Linked DNA regions of Homo sapiens: region 2 is linked to region 1. The links are chromatin contacts, found by Hi-C or POLR2A ChIA-PET in ENCODE. All regions are on one chromosome and are shown on one strand. Each heading gives the region's core, a stretch centred on a gene start or an enhancer-like site at or near the end of the contact. The rest is flanking DNA. Distances are from core to core; before and after follow the strand shown. Region 1 holds the start of IFNG (interferon gamma). Region 2 holds the start of IL26 (interleukin 26).

The links. Hi-C counts contacts between places; a loop is a spot of excess contacts on that map. ChIA-PET counts read pairs that join two places held with the same protein, here RNA polymerase II (POLR2A). Pooled maps may share reads with other maps.
Region 2: a map of CD8-positive, alpha-beta T cell shows a loop between it and region 1 (2.4-fold over the local background). The contact joins the promoter of IL26 here to the promoter of IFNG in region 1. A Hi-C loop is called at or near these places in 2 of 168 maps with a recorded cell type or tissue (CD8-positive, alpha-beta T cell and naive thymus-derived CD4-positive, alpha-beta T cell) and 4 of 50 pooled maps. POLR2A ChIA-PET finds 5 or more read pairs at or near these places in 1 of 52 experiments (PC-9).

What each region holds. Positions count from the first base shown.
Region 1 is chr12:68,158,342-68,161,041 of GRCh38, forward strand. It overlaps IFNG (interferon gamma), which reads right to left and starts at 1,399. Exons shown (of 4, transcript NM_000619.3): 1 at 1,161-1,399. The coding sequence starts at 1,274.
Region 2 is chr12:68,224,446-68,227,145 of GRCh38, forward strand. It overlaps IL26 (interleukin 26), which reads right to left and starts at 1,365. Exons shown (of 5, transcript NM_018402.2): 1 at 1,141-1,365; 2 at 999-1,055; 3 at 704-838. The coding sequence starts at 1,311.

The sequences.
Region 1 (2,700 bases), core at 149-2,648:
GATGTGACAATATTCACTGATTTCCTTTTCAACTCTTCTGCTTAGTTCTAACAATAAGTATTCCCAAAAGGCTTATGTGAGATATAGACAAAGACTATTATGTTCTTTTAGCTTTTTTATTTCCCAATATAACCATTAAATTGCAATGTCACAAATGAGCTCAACAAAGCTGATACTCCAAAGGTCCCAAAAACTATAGTAAGCTAAAGAAAGTATTTTCAAGCTAGGCTAAAAAATACAAAAACAAAAAACAGCAAAGCCACCCCACTATAAAATACTGCCCCCCAATGGTACAGGTTTCTATTACATCTACTGTGCCTTCCTGTAGGGTATTATTATACGAGCTTTAAAAGATAGTTCCAAACATGTGCGAGTGTGTGTGTGTGTGTGTGTGTGTGTGTGATTTGATTTTGTGTTGTAAGAATAAAATCAATTGTGAATGTCTGAATATTATTATGACAGCTATAATTATAACAGCTAAGTTTTAAACAAATAATGAAATATTTAAAATGTAAAAACTTTTCATTAACCATCAATAAAATTTTAAAAGAAACTCAAAAAATTCACTTAAAATTTTTAAACATTCCTTAGCCAGAATCATAATTCTTCCAAAATCCCAGTGAGCAACGAAGTTCCGGAATACTTCACAAGTAATATAGATAGAGAAGCAGAATGTTGAAATCACTTTTTGGAGAAAATCACCTATCAGTTATTTTTTTAAGCCAAAGCTTTAAGGACCTTTTTGACTTTAATTTGTAAACATTTCCTATTACCTTTTTAATGCTAATCTTGACCTTAGAGTCTGAGAAGTCAAAAACTAATAACCAATCATTTTTTTCAATCTGCATACTCCTTGACTATCACAACTGAATGAGTTCCCACCACAAAATTATTAACATCATTATGCTTCATACCCATATTATGCCCATCTTTTGGAAAATTCATAAATCCCTTTTAAGTCTCTATACAAACTGAGCAGAAGGTTAAAACAATATCTAGATTATTTAGTCAAGGAACTCATCTAGTCAATAATTAACAAAATAACACCAAATCTCAAAATGACTGCCTACAAGAGATGACAGCCTATCAGAGATGCTACAGCAAGTCGATATTCAGTCATTTTCAACCACAAACAAGTACTATTAAAAAGTCATACTTACAAAATATTTCTTAAGGTTTTCTGCTTCTTTTACATATGGGTCCTGGCAGTAACAGCCAAGAGAACCCAAAACGATGCAGAGCTGAAAAGCCAAGATATAACTTGTATATTTCATCGTTTCCGAGAGAATTAAGCCAAAGAAGTTGAAATCAGTAGTTCTTGTATCAAGCTGATCAGGTCCAAAGGACTTAACTGATCTTTCTCTTCTAATAGCTGATCTTCAGATGATCAGAACAATGTGCTGCACCTCCTCTGGCTGCTGGTATTTATACCTAATTGAAGTCTCCTGAGGATTACGTATTTTCACAAGTTTTTTAAGATGAGATGGTGACAGATAGGCAGGGATGATAGTTTGTATTAATAACTAAGGTTTTGTGGCATTTGGGTGTTGTAGTTAGAGTTTCCTTTAGACTCCTTGGGTCCTTTGACGATGAGACAGACCCATTATGCCCACCTGTGCCATTCTGGTGGGATTCTTTGAAGGCACTTTTACTTCACACCATTCAAGGACTGGAAATTTTTTTGTACCTCCCCACTTCGCCCTGGTAAAATGTTGACTCTTCATTCACAAAGCACATTGATCATTTGCTTGTGGTTGGGAACAAGTGAAAAACGAAATTCTAGGGCCTCTCAAACCTTTACAAAGGGGCAGCCTTTTAAAATTTTTCTTGCAAATGACCAGAAAGCAAGGAAAGAATGCGGTTAAAAGAACAATTTGGTGAGGAAGTCCTTCATCAGAGTTGGTTAGTAAAATATCTACCACAAGTTTCAAATTGCTCTAGATCAGCACTGCCCAGTAGAAATACAATACAAGCCACACAGGTAAATTTAAATGATCTAGTAGCCTCATTAATAAAAGTTTTTTTAAAAGGTAAATATAATTTTAAAATATATTGTATTTAAACCAATATATCCCAAATAGTACTTCAGTATGCATCAATATACTACATTGTTAATAAGGTATTTGACATTCTTTTTGTCATATTAAATCCTTGAAATACAGTGTAGAGAATATTCCCAGGGGGAGTTCCAGACGCAGTGGCTCACACCTGTAATCCCAGCACTTTGGGAGGTTGAGGCGGGTGGATCACAAGGTCAGGAGTTTGAGACCAGCCTAGCCAATATGGTGAAACCCCATCTCTACTAAAAATACAAAAAAATTAGCCAGGCATGGTGGTGTATGCCTGTAATCTCAGCTACTAGGGAGGCTGAGGCAGGAGAATGGCTTGAACCCAGAAGGTGGAGGTTGCAGTGAGCCGAGATCGCGCCACTACACTCCAGCCTAGGTGACAGAGTAAGATTCCGTCTCAAAAAAAAAAAAAGAAAAAAAGAAAAAAGGAAAGAAATACAGTGTATATTTTAAGCCTACGGTGCATCTCAATTTGGTCTAGTCGTATTTCAAACGCTTAATGGGCACATACTGCTAGGTGCTACTATATTGAACAGCATAGCTCTAAACAATTTATTGTTCCAAATAATCAGTACTAACAGAGAATCTTTTTAACTTTTTATTTCTTTGTCTTTCAGATACAAAAAAAAAT
Region 2 (2,700 bases), core at 115-2,614, 66 kb after region 1:
AATTTAGGTACCAAAGAAGGCATGTCTATCCCTTTTTAAGTTTTTTACTGAGATTATGCCTTAAAAGGGGCACAAATATTTTTTTAAAAACATAAGTAAATAAGAAAAAGGGCATCAGTTAGTTATTATTGTTATGGGAAAGAAGGAAGGAAGGAAAGAGAGAGAGAAAGAAAGAAAAGGAAGTAAAGAAAGAAGGAAGGAAGGAAAAGAAAGAAAGAGAGAGGGAGGGAAGGAGGGTGGAGGAAGAGAAAGGGGAGAGGGAGGGAGGGAGAGGGAAGGAAGGGAGGGAGGGAGGGAAGAAGGGAGAGAGGGAGAGAGGGAGGAAGGGAGAGAAAGAGAGACTTAGAATAGTGTTTGGCACAAAGTTGGTACTCAAGAAATATTAAATGGATGAATGGATTACTTGGGAATCACATAATGAGAGAATGATTTTAAAGTATTTATTTGAAAACCATGTCATGTTACTTTAGCTCTCTTCAGTGTGTTTTATGAGCCATTCTTTAAGAAATAATAAATAGCAGCATTCTGAGTAATGTACAGTTATTTAATGCTATTTCCCTGGTGATGACCTCTCCATTTGGACTACAAGCCAACAATTACAAAGCTCGTTTTACTCACCCTTTGGTGTGAGACAGATTCTTACATGCTGACTTCTAAACAGGTTTCTAGGATCAAATGCACAGTATTTGTTGTGTATACTTACACAGTGGCTCAATTTCTGCCTAAGGCTATGAAAGTCCTCCACAAAGCGTATTTTCTTGCAGCCTTGCAATTGCAGTTGACCAAAAACGTCTTCCATGAAGAAGGACAGAAGCTGTTCTTGAAATTGACAGTTTTTCTAAAAATAAGATACAAGAAATTGCATATGGTAAATTATGAATCGTTTTTTAATGTCCCCCGATCATTACTTAATTACTCTCTGAAAAAAATTTAAATGCAGGGGGAAATAAACATCAAATAAGTGGAAATGTAAAAAAGAAGAAGACTTTCTGACTTACCATAAACTGCTTTTTTGTTTTCTTTTTTAATAATCGTATATTTTTTATGCGGTCTTCCTACAATAATACAAAGAGAAATAAGTTGTATCCAAGATTGTAAATGTCCTTGAGGTCATGATTTTAAGCAGAGCCTAATACTTACTGGAATCGTTGCTTTGAGCCATGCTGCTTTGATATAGAGAGCGTCAACAGCTTGGGACAATGTTCCCCTTGGGTAACAACTTTTGGTGAAGGAAGATTGCTTGTGCTTGGCAATGGCAAGAGACAGAGTGACTAACAGCAACCCACACCTCAAAATGAAATTCACCAGCATTTCCCTTCACCCCACTCAGCGTGTGTCACTCACAGCAGCCCAAGAGATACTAATGCCGGTTAGATGAGAGGATAACCTACTTAATGTAGCCCTCAAAGCCACCAGTCCAATGAGGTGCTGTGAAAGATAATTTACAGTTTATATAGAGGAAGATCACTTTGGTTGTTCTATTTTTTTAAGAGCTTGCTTCATAGTCAAAAAACGCTGATCACACCATCAACTGACATTATTTAAAAGCTCAGCCTTACTGGTAAGATTGCGTTCTCATTTCCAAAAGAATTCAGAATTTCAGTTGCCTATCACAGCAGCTTGCATTATTTTAAAAGGCATGCCAATAAAAACAGGATGATTTCCAGGGGGCTGTGTCATAATTTTTTAAACCCCATGTGAAAAATCTCCTTTTCTAACCAGAATCCCAGAAAAAATTTAACAAGGGGGTAGAAATGGGCAGCCCCAGGAAATCTGCTCACGATTCAAATGGGTCTTGTGTTTATTGCTTGCCACATCCTTCACCCAGCTTCCCCCAGAGGCCATTATTCTGCAGATAGCAGCGAGAACATTTCCAGTGCAGAAACAGTAACTCCCCTTAACATATTCAAGATATGTTTGGAACTGGACCTGGGACTAAGGTCCACAATGTAATAAGTTCTCTGTCATCTCTGTCCAAATTTACCACTCAGACTTTCCTTATAACTCCCAACTTCCAGGAGAGTGCAAATTCCTTGAAGAAAGAGACCGTATATTTTCACCTTTGAATACAGCATCTACCATGGCACCTCATCTAAAGAAGTGCATCCATTATTAATTGAGTAAATACTTTTGTCACATCATGACGTGCTACCATAACTGCTTTATTTTTTAAATTTCTTCCATTCACACATTTTTATTAAAGACTTGCCTACACAAAAACCAGTGCTAGGTATGAGGGAGCCACCAAGGAGGATTCTCCATAAACTCCCATCCTCATTTCTGTCCCAGTTCTTCCTAGACAGTAAATATGGCTCATTCTGGGTAGCAGCCCCAATATAAGAAGAGGGCAGCCCAGAGTCATATTCTGAGAAGCAGAGATAGGTCACTAAAGCCTAGAATGAATAGAGTTAATGTGTATCAGGGATAAGTCAACACTAGAAATCTGGTTGTGAGTTAAGAGAGTCATCAAAACTAGTCAGTCAATAACAAGCATCAGAACCCAAGACTAAATTCCAAATGAAAGCAAGCAGGGCTGTCAAAAAAACAAAAAAAAAACAAAAAAAAAACAAAAAAAAAACAACCAAGAAGAAAAAGGGAAAATAAGAAAAATGCTTGGACTGATGTCTGCTGTTTCAAAACATGAGTGGATCTCTTGGAAGAATCCAAGCCTTATTTCCCCAGGAGCAAGATCACTGGTAA